Linked DNA regions of Homo sapiens: region 1 is linked to region 2. Evidence: read pairs that join two places in POLR2A ChIA-PET (ENCODE). Cell type or tissue: HepG2. All regions are shown on one strand. Each heading gives the region's core, and the rest is flanking DNA. Links, peaks and the distances in the headings are about the cores only.

Evidence for each region. ChIA-PET counts read pairs that join two places held together with the same protein. Peaks named below come from ENCODE experiments on the same cell type or tissue, not always from the same donor. Only the 100,000 strongest peaks of a DNase experiment are listed, where the experiment ranks them.
Region 1: POLR2A ChIA-PET joins it to region 2 with 11 read pairs; 4 of 35 experiments call an interaction of 5 or more read pairs at or near these places.

What each region holds. Positions count from the first base shown.
Region 1 is chr18:3,144,271-3,152,438 of GRCh38, reverse strand. It overlaps MYOM1 (myomesin 1), which reads left to right. Exons shown (of 38, transcript NM_003803.4): 12 at 546-745; 13 at 3,238-3,294. Among named protein-coding and RNA genes, the nearest start is that of MYOM1, 72 kb to the left of the region's middle. In HepG2, for the core only: no CTCF peak of the experiment used is centred there; no DNase peak of the experiment used is centred there.
Region 2 is chr18:2,973,059-2,981,226 of GRCh38, reverse strand. The region is part of intron 1 of LPIN2 (lipin 2); the gene reads left to right. LOC124904236 (a long non-coding RNA gene) reads right to left here and starts at 2,872. Exons shown (of 2, transcript XR_007066268.1): 1 at 2,257-2,872. RefSeq lists an enhancer at 5,863-6,364. In HepG2, for the core only: no CTCF peak of the experiment used is centred there; no DNase peak of the experiment used is centred there.

The DNA.
Region 1 (8,168 bases), core at 2,168-4,667, 170 kb before region 2:
AAACATCTTCACAATAACCTTCTTACCCTCTACACAGGATGGAATGACCATGAAGTGAGGAAATATGGTGAACTCTTTTCCAAACTACAGTGCAAATAGTTAGGTTTTAAGACGCCAATTTTCTCAATAATACCTCTGTTTTTCAAAGAAAATACCTAAAGAAGACAAAGAAGTCACTAATGGTAGAATTGAAGGCATCAGCCGGGGAGATGTTTGGGGATCTTCTCCAATGCTAAGATTGGAGATATTTATCTGCTTATCCCAGCAACCCCCAAACCCCTCTGCTTTCTACACAAGGCCCCTCAGATGCCTGCTTTTTACGAGTTCAGGAAGGACCTGAGGCTTCTTTCCTCTTGGTAAAGAAGACACAGTGCATTTGAGTGAAACGGAGTGCCTGCATGCAGTTCACCAGGTAGCGAGCCACGCCTGACTTGGATATTTTATAGGGAGAAGATCTGAAACAACTGGGTGATTCTGCAGCTCTGGAGATATTCATTAAGCCATACTTCTTTTAATATTTTTGTCAATCACGCTCATTCCTTTAGGTGTGAGGTGGGCACAGATAGCTGGTCGCAGTGCAATGACACACCTGTGAAGTTTGCTCGTTTTCCTGTCACTGGATTGATCGAAGGTCGTTCCTATATCTTCCGAGTTCGAGCTGTGAATAAAATGGGAATAGGTTTCCCATCTCGAGTTTCCGAGCCCGTGGCTGCTCTGGATCCGGCTGAGAAAGCTAGACTTAAAAGTAAGCACTTTTCATTTTTCAGGACCTTCCCTAAACCTTTTTAAAATGACTGCAAGAATCAGCTTCATTGCAAGGTTGTTTCTCTCCCTTCCACTAGAGGGAGACAAGAACAAGAAATCCTTTTTTCATCAGAAAATCCGAGGGGGAGAATCCTTCGCAAACATTGCCTTAGCCATTCTCTTAAGGGTTTTATTTTATTTTATTTTATTTTATTTTATTTATTTTATTTTATTTTATTATTTTATATTTTATTTTATTTTATTCAGAAACATTTATGTTGTTAAACTGAGTTCCAGGCATTGTGTGTGGAATGAAGTATAAAAGCAAAGAGGCTGGAGAGCATTTTTATTCCTGTTATTATACATTCCAAAAATAATAAAAATAATTTTCTTTCTGGCTCAAGGTCTATTTCTTTACCTTGGAGTCCACCCTTAGAGCATTAATATCTCAGCACAGTGCGTCTCTCTATATCAAAGGAAAAACAGATAGACAACGTTATATCTAATCTATGTCTGAGTTCTCATATTAGACTGTCAAAAATCATTTTTTCAGGCCTGGCGTGGTGGCTCACACCTGTAATCCCAGCACTTGGAGAGGCTAAGGTGGGAGGATGGCTTGAGCCTAGGAGTTCTGAGACCAACCTGGGCAACATAGAGAGACCCCATCTTTTAAAAAAAAAAAATGAAAAAAATGAAAAAAAAAAAAAAAAAAAAAGCCAGGCATGGTAGCACACAGCTGTAAGTCCCAGCTACTCAGGAGGCTGAGGTGGGAGGATCGCTAGAGCCCAGGAGGTCAAGGCTGCAGTGAGCTGTGATTACACCATTGCACTCTAGCCTGGGCAACAGAGCAAGACCCTGTCTCAATAATAACAATAATAATAATCTTTTAATATATGTAGTCTCCAAGTCTTAATGTCAAAACCATGGTACATGAATCATGCCCTGTAATCATGCCTTGTATTTGTTTCATGGAAACCCATATGGCATCTCCAACAATAGGGAACGTAAAATGACATTATGAGAAGAGTTGGATAGTAACATTTCAGGCTTATGCCAGGCTTCTCAACCTTGGCCCTACTGGCACTTTAGGCCAGTAATTCTTTGTTGTTGTGGGAGGTGGCTAGGGGTGTTCTGTTCATTGCAGGAGGCTGAGCAACATCCCTTGTCTCTACCCACTAGATGCCAGCAGTGTCATGGAGACACTACCAAATGTCACCTAAAGGGCAAAACCACCTTTGTAGAGGACTGCTGGTCTGTGCTACATTCACAATGTTATTCTTTACCTTCAGTACGTGTAGTGGCATCGTAAAAGTCTAAATAAAATAATGTCACTGGCTGGGCATGGTGGCTCACACCTGTAATCCCAGCACTCTGGGAGGTCGAGGCGGGTGGATCACCTGAGGTCAGGAGTTCGTGACCAGCCGGGCCAACATGGCGAAACCCCGTCTCTACTAAAAATTACAAAAAATTAGCCAGGCGTGGTGGCGGGCGCCTGTAATCCCAGCTACTCGGGAGGCTGAGGCAGGAGAATCATTTGAACCCGGGAGGCGGAGGTTGCAGTGAGCTGAGATCGCGCCACTGCACTCCAGCCTAGGCGACAGAGCGAGACTCCATCTGAAAATAATAATAATAATAATGTTACCATTTCCCCGGCAACCGTGTCTCATCAGGCTCCTTGATTGCTCTTCAGTCACTCTTCACCAACCCTCCAACTTCCTGCCCTCCTTTCTAAACTTGCAAATTCCATCTCATACTTTCGTTTGCTCCTCTTTTATCAATTCCAATCAAAATAAGATTTGTTTGAACTAAAAATAAGTTACCTTCTTTACTGCCTTTCTGTTTTTCACAAACCCTGACAAAAAGTCCCCTGGTTAATGCAAGAGTAGAACTACTCTGTCTTTCTGATGTTTATGGGATCATACAAGTGAATTTCCTCTTTAACTTTGTACCCGTATCATTCATTTTCCTTGCTCAGGATCTCAACTGATTTCCTTTGGAGATAATATTTTTCAAAATATAATGGGAAAAATTTGCTTTGCTGAGCTTTACCGCAGGATCGGCACCCCCTCTCCTCTTTCATCTTATTATGACAATAAATAACTACTGGGCTTACAATTGTTCTGGAAATGTTTCTCCCAAACGCATGCTATCCTTCAGAGGGGATGAGCAAGCCTACCTGTTCCAGGAGATTCATATTGAACAGTTACATGAACACAGGTTACTTACCTAGCTTGTGCAAGTACAGTTCCAGAAACATCTACTCAGCCAGTCCAGGCAGATTCTAGGCTCCAGCAGATTATGAGTCCCTTGAGGACCGGGGCTGTGCTTCCCACAGTGCCCTCTACATGATTGATACCATTCATGGGAAAACACATAAGTCTATTAGTAACAAACCCAGTTGTGACTAATCTGGCCACTTTCCCAATTCATCAGTGCAGCTGATAAATTGCACACTTGTAAACGTTTGTGATTCTTATATTTGTCTTTATTCAGGTCGCCCCTCAGCACCCTGGACTGGACAGATCATTGTTACTGAAGAGGAACCTTCAGGTAAGAAGTCTGGTTGCCCCAGATACTATTGCTGATGTTTTGCTAAGCAGTTTGCCTTTTGTTGTGGAGGGTGCAGTGTGTATTGCTTAAGATGTTTTGGTAAGAACATTCTAAAATATCTGGAGATTGTAAATAACTTATGTCAGAGAATCCCATTTTATTTTTAAAGCTTTCTTGAGGTGTAATTGTCATACGGTATACTGCAAATATGTAACATGTACAATTTGATAAATTTTACACATGTATATACCCATGAAACCATCACCATTTTCTTTTTTTTTTTTTTTTTTTTTTTTTTTTGGATGGAGTCTCGCTCTGTCGCCCAGGGTGGAGTGCAATGGTGCGATCTCGGCTCACTACAAGCTCCGCCTCCCGGGTTCACGCCATTCTCCTGCCTCAGCCTCCCGAGCAGCTGGGACTACAGGCGCCCGCCACTACGCCTGGCTAATTTTTGTATTTTTAGTAGAGACGGGATTTCACCGTGTTAGCCAGGATGGTCTCGATCTCCTGACCTCGTGATCCGCCCGTCTCGGCCTCCCAAAGTGCTGGGATGACAGACGTGAGCCACCGCGCCCGGCCACCATCACCATTTTCAAAATAATGAACGTATTTGTCACCCCTAAATTTCCCCTGCCCATTCGTAATTCCTCCTTTTCATGTTTCCCCATCTCCAGCCATCACTGATCTGCTTTCTGCCACTGTAGTTTACATTGTCCACAATTGTAGATCAGTTGAATCATGTTCATTTTTGTCTGTTTTTCTTTACTCAGCATAATTATTTTGAGACTTATCTACGTTGGTGTGTGTATCAATTCGTTCCAAAGTATTTATCCATTCACTGTTGAAAGCTTCTATGAACATTCTTAACTGTTTCTGTGGACATATGCTTTCATTTATGTCTTGTGTAAATACCTAGGAGTTGAATGGATGTGTTCTGTGGTAGGTGTATGCTTAATTTTTAAAGGAACTGCCAGCTGTTTTCTGAAATGATTGTACCACGTTCCCTTCCCCTCCAGCCCTACGTGAGAGTTCCACTTGCTCCCGCATTGTCACTAGCACTTAGTGTGGCCAGTCTTTTCAATTTTAGCCATTCTAGTGGGTTCATAGTGGTATTTCTTTGTGGCTTTGATTTGCATTTTACTCATAATGTCGAGCATCTTTTCATGTGTTTATTTGCCAGTTTTTGTGACATTGGGCATCTTTGTCAAATCCAGGTATTTTTCCTGTTTTTTTCCCCCTGGAAATGTTATAGCATTAGTTTTTACTTTTCACTCTGTGATGCATTTAAAATTAATTTTTTCTACATTACAAGAAGTAAGGGCCTCAATTATTACTATCGTTCATACTTGCATATGGCTATTAAATTATTTCAGCAATATCTATTGAAAAGATTGTTCTTTACCCAACGAATTTGTATTGGCACCATTGTCAAATTCAATTGATTACATATGTGTGGATCAATTTCTGGAATCTCTATTGGTCAATTTTTTTCCCCTTCCATCAATACCATACTGTCTTTATTACTATAGCTTTTCTGAGCTTCATTTTTTCATATATAAATTTTAGCATCTTCAAATCAGTATAAGTCTTCTAATCTTGTGTTGGGTTTTTCCCCCCCAAAGTTGTTTCAGCTATTCTGTCTTTACATTTCTATAAAAATTTTAAAATCAGCTTATCAACTTCTACAAAAAACATGCTGGGATTTCAGCCGAACAGCATTGAGTCCTTTGATTTATGAACATAGCCTGTATCTCCATTCATTTAGCTTTGTTTTCATTTCTCTCACCTTAGTAGTAGTTTTAGTGAGCAGGTCCTGCACATTTTTATAGATATAATCTCATACATTCGTTTGCTCCTCTTTTATCAATTCCAATCAAAATAAGATTTGTTTGAATTGAAAATAAGTTACCTTCTTTACTGCCTTTCTGTTTTTGCACAAACTCTGACAAAAAGTTAGAGTATCTGACTTTTTATATATATATATTTCTATATAATATATATATTTATCTATAATATATAATATTTATATATAAATATATATATTTATCTATAATGTATAATATTTATATATAAGATATATATTTATATATAATATATAATATTTATATATAATATTTCTGATGATGCTGTAAATGGTATTGTTTTTTATTTTAATTTGTTTTTATGCTAGTATAAAGAAACACAATTGATTTTTGTATATTGATTTTGTGTCCTGCATCCTTGCTGAACTAATTTATTAATTCTCACAAACATTAGGGTTTTTTATGAAATTTATTATGGATTTTCTATTACAGGATTATGCCATCTATAAGTAAAGATAAATTAACTTCTTCCTTTTCAATCTGGATACCTTTTATTTCTTTTTCTTTCCTTATTGCTCCATCTAGAACCTTTAGTACAATGTTGAATAGAAGTGGTAGACTGGTCATCTTTGCCTTTTCCTGATGTCAGGGGGAAAGCATTCAGTCTTTCACCATTAAGTCTAACATTAAGTGTAGGTTTTGTATAGCTATCCTTTATCAAGTTGAGGAAAATTTCTTCTACTCCTGGTTTTCTGAGAGTTTATATTAGGAAAAAGTGTTGGATTTTGTCAAATGCTTTTCCTGTATCTATTGAGACGATCGTATGATTTTTATTTTTCCATTAACATGTTGAATTACATTGATTAATTTTAGATTATTAAACCGAAATAAAATAAATAACGCAAACTAAACCTCACAGTCCTGGGTTGAATGTCACTATGTTATGCTGTGTTATCCTTTTTATACATTGCTGGAGTTTATTTGCTAAAAATTTTTAAAGGAATTTTTGTGTCTATATTCATAAAAGATATTGGTCTGTGGTTTTTCCCAGTAAAGTCTTGGTTTGGTTTTGGTATTGGGGTACTGAGTGGAAAGTATTACCATTATTTTAATTTTTTGAAAGAGCTTGTGTTAACTTTTATTATTTTTTTTAATTAAACATTCAGTATAATTTACCAGCAGAGCCATCTAGGCCTGGAGGTTTGTTTTTTGGTTTGTTTGTTTTGTTTTGTTGTGGGAAGCTTTTATACTGCAAATTCAATTTTTAAAATAAATTTAGGACTATTCAGGTTATTTACTTTTTCTTGAGTAAAATTTAATAGTTTTCATCTTTCAAGAAACTTTTTCATTCATAAAGTTGTTCATATTTTCTTATTATCCTTTTAATACCTGCAGAATCTGTAGTGGTGTCACCTCTCTCATTCCTAATATTCGTGTTTTACTTCCTTTGTCCTGACCTGACTAGAAGTTTATCAACTTTATTGATGTTCCCAAAGAAACAGCTTTTGGTTTCATTGATTTTCTATATTTTTCTTCTGTTTCCAGTTTTATTTATTTCTGTTCTTATCTTTATTATTTCCTTTTTTCTGCTTATTTGAGTTTAATTTGCTGGGTTTTTTTCTTGTTTCTTAAGGTAGAAGCTGAGGTCCTTAATTTGAAGTATTCTTTTATAACGCATGCATTTAGTGCTAAATATTTTTTTCTAAGTACTCCTTTAGCTGTATTTCACACATTTTGATCTGTTGTGTTTTCATTTTTATTTTGTGCAAAATACTTTCCAATTTTTTGATACCTTCTTTGATACATGGATTATTTGGAGTATGTTATTTAGTTACTAAATATTTGCAGATTTCCCAAGTATATTTCTCTTATTTGTTTTTAATTTAATTCTATTATGAAAATTAAATAGAACATATTTTGTGTTATTTGAATCCTTGTAGATTTTCTTGAACTTGTTTTATGGTCCAGAAAAAGATCTATCTTGGTGAATATTTAGTGTGCGCTTGAAAAGCATTGTATTTTTTTTTTTTTTTGAGATGGAGTCTCACTCTGTTTCCCAGGCTGGAGTGCAGCAGCTCAATGTTGGCTCACTGCAACCTCCGTCTCCCAGGTTCAAGTGATTCTCCTGCTTCAGCCCCCATGAGTAGCTGGGATTATAGGCACATACCACCATGCCAGGCTAATTTTTGTATTTTTAGTAGAGATGGGGTTTCACCATGTTGGCCAGGCTGGTCTCGAACTCCTGACCTCAGGTTACCTGCCTGCCTCAGCCTCCCAAAGTGCTGGGATTACAGGCGTTAGCCACACACCCAGCCAAAAAGCATAGTATTCTGCTATTGTTGAGTTTTATAAATATTAATTAGGTCAAGTTAGTTGATAGCATTGCTCAAGTCTTTTAGATCCATAATTATTTACTATTGCTAATATCTACATGTTCTATCAATTATTGAGAGAGTAGTGATGAAATAGCCAACCAAATGGTGCATTTATCTATTTCTTCTTGCAGTTCTACCAGTTTCTTCATGTATTTTGGGATGTTATTAGATGTATTAACATTTTTATTATTATATCCTCTTATGAATTGACCACTTTATTGTTATAACATGACTTCTTTTACCCATGGTAATGTTTTTTTGCTTGGAAATCTACTTTTAATATAGCTATTCCAGCTTTCTTTTGATTAGTGTTAGCATGGTATATTATTTCCATCCTTTTACACTTAGCCTATGTGTGCCTTTATATTAATACAATGTGTTTCTCATAGGCAGCATATATTTGGGTCTTGCTTTTTAAAAATCTAAATTGGTAATCTTTGCCTTTTAATTGGGGTGTTTTAACCATTTACATTTCATCTGATCGTTGATATGGTTGGATTTAAATCAATCATCTTGCTATTTGGTTTCCATCTATTCCATTTATTTGTTTCATTTTTTCTCTTTTTCTACTTTTTTTGGATTGAGTATTTTTTATTATTCCATTTTATCTGTATTCTCTTGTTGGCTATGATTTTTTATTTTGCTTTTTAGTAGTTTAGAATTTATAATATACATCTTTTCACAGTCTACCTTCCAG
Region 2 (8,168 bases), core at 2,689-5,188:
AGGGTCCAGGCCTTCTGTGACCTGAACACTCCTTACAAATCACATCCTTTCTGGGCACCCCTTTTGTAAGGTGACAGTTTCAGTTTTGAAAGAGTCTTTCCTCATGGTTTTGTGATTTGGGAATATAAATGTATCATATCATGATTTGGAAAACCATGAGAAGATTTCTGTGCTTTGTTAGAAATTGGGAAATTTCAAAGACCATGTTTTCATATTTTTTGAAACAAGTGAAGACAATACCTTTATTTGCTAAGGAAAAAGCTAAATTATTTTATATTCAAATAACCTGAAGTCCCAGAATAATCTACTGGCCATATTTTCACCCCATTTAGGGCAGAATATACTACAGGAGTTCTTAGCCAAACTTGTAATCCTCAGAAATGCTTATAGAATTGGAGCTTTTCTGCAGTTTAGAGCTGGGGGGGGACTCTAGAGGTCACCTGACCATTCTTGTTAGAGAGAACCCCCGGCACAGAGCCCAGACCTCTTCTCCAGCGGAAGCGAGACTTGATCTTGAGTCTTCACATCCTCACCAGCTTCAGGGGACTCCAGGAAGCCCTGAGGGCAGTGTCCCTCAATTCTCATCTCTGTGAGCTATTTATCAAAGGACATGGGCACCTCTGGTTGATGCCAAAAAGCTCAACCAGATTTAATAACACAAACAGTGGTCAGAGGTGGCAAGTCACCCTGTAGGTGGGGCACATGATACGAGGCAGCGTGCATCATGCTAAGTTAGGAAACCTTAGTCCACCCAGGATTTGGGGTGGGGCTGAGGTTGGTGGTGGGGAACCATAACACGTTGTCATTACTGATTGCTGCCCAGATTCCTAGAACAACTGGAGGTGAACAAGTCTAAAACTAACTGTGTTCCTCCAGTCTAGCATGGCCAGTGTTCAAAAAAGTAATTATTTAATTGAGTGGAATTTTATTTCCTCATAGAAATAATGTTGCTATGCCTGTCTCATAATTAGCCAGAGAACTCAACCAGAGTTCTGAGTCCTAGAACAAGGGGGAAGAAGGGCTAATGCAAGAATTTCCTCTTTCTTTCTGGATAAGGGCCAAGTTTCGCTAAAATTTTTGAGACAAACATTTTCTGAGTTCCATTTTCAAGCCATGTTTTAGCTCCCACTCTCCATAGCTAGTAACTTTGGGCTTGAAAATGATACCTTTCCTCCCTCCTAACTCCCCTAAGTTTTAGGAGTGTTTGTGCTCTTGCCACTGAGCTGTGAATGGGTGATGGTTCCTTAAGCGCAGCAGAAGTAGCTGCATTGGAGGAAGAGGATTCTAGTAAACCTACAGGTGTGCTTTGGTAGGCTCACTAGCCAAGTGACAGTGTGCACTGAAATGAAAACTCTGAGGCCTGCTAAGAGGATATATTGAGGGACCATACAAGATTACTGGTTAGGCAGTTTGGGGGAGTAAATTCTCTGAAAGTCTTTGTTTTCAAAGCATGCTCGCCACAGATGAACTCAGGAATTTGGGGGGGAGTAGTTTTGGGACTGTGGACATGAATATGTTTCGGCTATTTGAAAATTATTTATTATTCATTTTTATATTTGTGCCCCCATCTGTTTTCAGTAAGGAAGGATTTAGAAGTAGTTTACAATTAAAACATACATGCACACAGACTGCCTCCACACACACTGTATATTGCATAGCTAAGCCTATTAATGTAGAGGAAACAAAATTGTCTTCATTTAGCAAATATTTATTGTACTACAACTGAGTCCAGTAGATGCATGTAAATCAATTTTTTTTTGTTTGCCTCCACTAATATGTCGGAATTTTTTGCTGCTCTGGGTTTATGAATAACACAGCTGGGCAGATATCCAGCAAATGGCTGTATGAATGCTACCATGTTGAGTTTGCCTGGATACTTGGTCCTGATTACATACTCAGCATACTCAGTGCGTTAGAGTGCCTGGTGAGCCCTGTTTTGTAGATGTGATCCAGGTGTAGTCTTCGTGCATTGGGAAAACACACCTTAGTTACATCACTGTGCCTTTAGGTGTCCCAAAAAGTGAGGCTGCTGGCCTGGCCTAGAGGAGATGGACACAACTCTGAAAGGATCTAAATAAAAATCTCAGTTGGGCATGGTGGCTCACACCTGTAATCCTGCACTTTGGGAGGCCCAGGCAGGTAGATCACTTGAGGCCAGGAAGTGAGGCAGGAAAGGAACAGGAACTACTACACCACCCTTCTTCAGCTCTGTTCACTGTCAAGAAAACAAGAGGGTTTGGGAGTCATTCCACCTACCTGTGGTCCTGAGGCACAGCTTGAGATGTGCTACATTCTGGGATCATTTGGAGGCTTTCAAAAGTACTTGCAGTAGAATCTGCAGATGGGGTGGCCTGATCATGAGGATTCCCCAAGCACCTCAGTGACTGCAACGTGCACCGGGGGTGAGAAGTGAGCCCCAAGGACGATGATGCCCACATCTGACTCATCACTGAGTGAATCCCTGTGGAGCTTTCAAAAGAAAATACAGATTTCCCAGACAGACTGAAGCAGAATTGAAGGCAGTAGTGGAGGCCAAGAATAACTGTTTTGTTTTGTTTTGAAAATGAAACTACAGACTTTATTCAGATTCTTCTTACTAATGTCCTTTTTCTGTTCCAGAGCCCAACCTTACCTTGAATTGTCCTGTCTCCTTAGTCTCTTCCAATCGTGACAGTTCTTTAGTCTTTGCTTCTCATGACCTTGATGTTTTGATGAGCACTGGTCAGATATTTTGTTGAATTTGTCTCTACTTCGGTTTGTCTGATGTTGTCTCATAATTAGATTGAGGTTGTGTGTTTTTGGTCAAAATACCTCAAAAGTCCTTTTCAGTGAGTCATACCAGGAGTCCCTGAGGTCAGTGTGTCTTAAGTTTTCCCGATCACTTGATTATGGTGGTGTCTTCCAGGTTTCTCTACTATAGAGTTAAAATTTTTTCCTTTTGTAATGAATGTGTATCTTGGGGAAAATACTTTGAGAATATCCAGACATCTTGTTTATCTTGTTTCTCCTTCAACTTTTTTTTTTATTTTTTATTTTTTAAAAGACAGAGTCTTGCTCTGTCGCCCAGGCTGGAGTGCAGTGGCGCAGTCTTGGCTCACTTCAGCCTCCGCCTCCTGACTTCAAGCAGTTCTCCTGCCTCAGCCTCCTGAGTAGCTGGGACTACAGGTGCCACCACTCCCGGCTTCTTTTTGTGTTTTTAGTAGAGATGGTTTCATCATGTTGATCAGGCTGGTCTTGAACTCTTGACCTCAGGTGATCCACCTTCCTTGGCCTCCCAAAGTGCTGGGATTACAGGTGTAAACCACCGAGCCCGGCCTCTCCTCAAACTTTGTCTTCTGTTTTTAACATCCATTGATGGATCTTGCCTTCCATAAATAATACTGTGATATATTCCAATAGTGAGTTTCTAGTTTCTTCATTTTTTCTTCATTAATTATAATTCATCTGTAAGAGCTGTCATTTCTCACTTATATATTAATTTATTCTATCAGTGAGGACTCAAGAATATTTTATTCAGCTAATTGTAATCTAGTAATCCTGTTTTGTTGCTCAGATTGTCCTGTGTTTAGCTCTTGGGAGTATACTCCTGTTTTTTCTCTGACATACGTTTGCTCTTTTGATTTTGAGCATTTCCCAGTCTCTGACTCCACGAGATGCTCCAGCATTATCTTGTATTTTCCTGCCCACAGCCATGGAATGAATCAACCACTTTTCCAAGGAACCCTGGTTCCTTTTATTGGAGAATGATATTCAGAAAGCAAGATCTGAGCCATAGATATGCACATTGTTTTGAGAGTATCCTTGATTCTAGGTCCTCTTAACAGAGAGTTAGGATATTTGAGTGTGTTTTCTAGCTCAGGTATAAACACATCAGTGCTTGTGCATCTAGTTACCTGTGTATGTACTTTAAAACCATGGGTTCATACCGAGACCTCCAATTCCAGTCCAGCACCACAGGGTTCATTTTAGCTTCCTCTCTAGGAAGTTTTATTTTTAGAAGCTTTCCCAGGTGTTTATGATTTTTTTTTTTTTTTTGACAAGGTCTCACTGCCACCCAGTCTGGAGTGCAGTGTAGGAGGCAACCTCTGCCTCCCAGGCTCAAGCAGTCCTTTCGCCTCAGCCTTCTAAGGAGCTAGGACCTCAGGTACGTGCCACCACACCTGGCTAATTTTTGTATTTTTTTGTGGAGACTGTGTTTCTCCATGTTGCCCAGGCTGGTCTTGAACTCCTGGGCTCAAGTGATCTGCCCACCTTGGCCTCCCAAAGTGCTGGGAATACAGACATGAGCCACCACACCCAGCCCCAGCTGTTTGTGATTAATTAGTCTTGGGGAACGATGACTTTTGGATGTATATCTGTGGATCCAAAGGCTCTTACGGCTTAGTTAAGTACTCTTTGTTAATGAACAGTCTGTTCCATGGTGAAGTATCATTTTCCATAACTGGGTTAATCATCATTTCTTCTTATACTAAAAAGAATTTTTATGTCACTCCTAGCTAGCTCTCATTAGTAAAGTAAGTCCCCTGTTTTGCGTGGGAAGTGGTACAGTTTCATGGCCAGTATGCTTATAAACATTTGTCAGAGAAATTGAGCACACCTCAGGAAATGTTTAGTGGGTTGAATGCCCAGGGAAGCTGTTAAACATTTTAAAAAACATGTAAACAATCCACGCAGACAAATGACAGGCTTACGATTCCACTAAAACCAAATTTATTTTAGTCCTTGAGTTATCTTCTTTTTGATAAGGCAGCCTACATTCTTTTTTCCACGTGTAGCTTGCTTTCTAAAGCAGGTGCTCTATCAGACTTCTTGATAAGAAACCCTTCAACCCCAGTTACTGAGAGTACTGACTGTGAACTTTGGGCCTGCATGTGCTTGTTAATTTAGTAGCTGCCACCTTAGCTACAGGAGTTGCAATGGTAGTCCATCTGGCTGGTTCTTACCCTCATTTACTAGGATACAATATGGTACAGGTTGAGAGACCTTCACCCCAGGGCATTAACACAATTAGGACACGTAATTACTTGACATTTTAAACTTCCCTAATTGTGTTAATGTTAACTGTGATATTAACTAAAGTTCTTTAATGGGTGAGAGAGGATGAGATGGGAAATAAGGGGGATGAGCAAAGTTTAACATGTCCTTCCCTAGACATAGAACCTATAGTAATATATTACTTTGTTTCCAGTCTGGGGCTGTAATTTGGATAGTGGAAGAATCGTACAAATTCCTGACTTCTAGGTCAGTGTGTAAATAGAAAAAACTTCCGATAGAGTTGGAGTGTTTCAAAGTTGGAGTGTTTGAATTTTGGATAAAATTCAAAAAAATTGTATCCCACCAATGTCAGTGATAGTCAACCCTGAAAATACTGCACATGGCTTCTATAGCAACCTGCTGAAATTGTGTGCCTTTTGTATGTGGAATTAAGCCAAATAATCAGATTTCCTGGCTTATTTTAGAGTTGCTTATGGTTATCAATAGTCGCCACCAAAATAGGTTTACTACACAATTCTTTTAGAAGGTTTAGGATAAGGACATACCCCTTAAAACACACTTTTATGTTCATAACGTAATCGTATCTGTAAGACTACTCATAATAAAAGGCTTGGCTAGGCGTGGAATCCCAGCACTTTGGGAGGCAGAGGTGGGTGGATCACCTGAGGTGAGGAGTTCGAGACCAGCTTGACCAACATGGAGAAACCCCGTCGCTACTAAAAATACAAAATTAGCTGGGCATGGTGGCACGCGCCTGTAGTCCCGGCTACTCGAGAGGCTGAGGCAGGAGAATCACTTGAACCCGGGAGGCAGAAGTTGCAGTGAGCTGAGATTGCACCATTGCACTCCAGCCTGGGCAGCAAGAGTAAAACTCCATCTCAAAAAAAAGGCTTAAGATTTTTCATGTATGGTAGCATATGGAAGAATCATCATAGCCTTCTAAAAGCCTTTATGAAATTCCTACCCACACATAGCCTGAAAATTCCATAAATTTTTAGGAGCTGTTTTAGGTTTCAGTGAAACAAGAATGGGTATTTAAGATGGACATACCAGGGCTTTTGTCTGGTCATGTCTCTGGGTAACTGCTAGACTATAGATAAGTTGCTTCTCTGGGCCTCAGTTTTCTTATTAGTACAATGAATATAACATTTACCTCACCTAGTTGTGAGGATTAAATCAGATGAGGTACGTAAAATGGCATTTGGGGTTTAAACAATTTTTGTTTGTTTGTTTGAGTCAGGATCTTGCTCTGTTGCCTAGGCTGGAGTGCAGTGGCACAAACATGGCTCACACTACAGCCTTCACTACCCTGGCTCAGGCATTCCCTCCCACCTCAGCCTCCGGAGTAGCTGGGACTACAGGCATGCGCCACCACACCCAACTACTTTTTAAAAAAATTCTCTGTAGAGATGGAGTCTCCTTACATTGCCCAGGCTGCTCTCCACCTTCTGGGCTCAACTAATTCTTCTGCCTTGGCCTCCCAGAGTGCTGGGATTACAAGTGTGAGCCAACGCACGCAGCCTAAAATGGCAATTGGAAGGGGTAAGTTAGTGCCCTCTCCACTTTTTCCCCCATCATCTCCCTGTAACTAACATTAGGAAGAATAATGAGTAAAACATCTGAATTACAGCTTATGTAATTTGTTGAGGATATACAATGTTTAAAAAGTTAAGACCATGAGAAAATGAATTTGAATTTTCACCAGTATAGAGGTGAATTTACATTTTAAGCAAATCCCACATGTGAAAATCCAAACTTAAAAAACAGTTACGTTATTTTACAAAGGAAGGATTTCTCTAATAACAGGCTCCCCCAAGGACACTGAAGATTCCTTAAAAACAATACCAGTAGAAGCCCAGGCGCGGTGGCTCACGCCTGTTAATCCCAGCACTTTGGGAGTCTGAGGCGGGCGGATCGCGAGGTCAGGAGATCGAGACCATCCTGGCTAACACGGTGAAACCCCATCTCTACTAAAAAATACAAAAAAATTAGCTGGGCGTGGTGGCAGGCGCCCGTAATCCCAGCTACTGAGGAGGCTGAGGAAGGAGAATGGTGTGAACCTGGGAGGCAGATTGCACCACTGCACTCCAGCCTGGGCCACAGAGCAAGACTGCATCTCAAAAAAACAAAACAAAACAACAACAACAACTAAACAATACCAGTAAAATCAACTTTGTAAAAAGATATCTTAGCAATCCCGTTTTAAAATATCCAAATAAAATGAAATTATGTTCACACAAATGCCTGTACACAAATGTTTATAGTACAGAATGAGCATCCCTAATCCAAAAATCTGAAATCCAAAATGCTCTAAAATCCAAAACTCTCTGATGCCACAAGTGGAAAATTCCACACTTGCCCTGGTGATAGGTCCCAGCCAAGATGCAGTTAAAGCTTTGTTTCGTGTGCAAAATTAATTGAAAATATTTTCTATAATTACCTTCAGCCTATGTGTTTAAGGTGTATATGAAACATAAATGAATTTTATGTTTGGACTTGGGTCATTATGTATATGCAAATATTCCAAAATCTGAAAATATCCAAAATTCAAAACATTTCTGGTCCTGAGCATTTTGGATAAGGGGGATACTCAACCTGTAGTTTTATTTGTAATTGCCGAAACCTGGAAACAACCCAGATATCTTCTAGCTAGTGAATGGATAAACATTTGATACATCCATGCAGTGGGGTACTACTTAACAGGGAACAGACTACTGATACATGCAGCAGTATTGATTAATGTCACGTGGACTGTGCTAAGCTAAAGAAGCCAGAATCCAAAGGTACATACTGTATGGTTCTATTTATATGATATTCCAGAGATGGCAAGACTAGGGACAGAAAGCAGATCAGTGATTGGCATGGGTGGGGAAGAGGGATTGACTCCAGATGGGTTTGGGCATTTTGGAGAGCAGTCTGATTGATCTGTATCTTGATTATAGTGGTGGCTACAGCAATGTGTGGTCACAGCTAACAACTGTACACTACAAAAGGGTTAATTTTCCTGCCTGTAAAGTGTATGCTTTTTTTTTTGTTTTAAGAAAAATCTATTTTGAATAGTTCAAGGTACAGCTATTTGTAATCTTAAAACTTCATAGCTAAATTGGCATGAACATTTAGCTGGAATTTTTTCTGTGCTGATAGGTATAACCATTACACAAAGGTTAACTTAA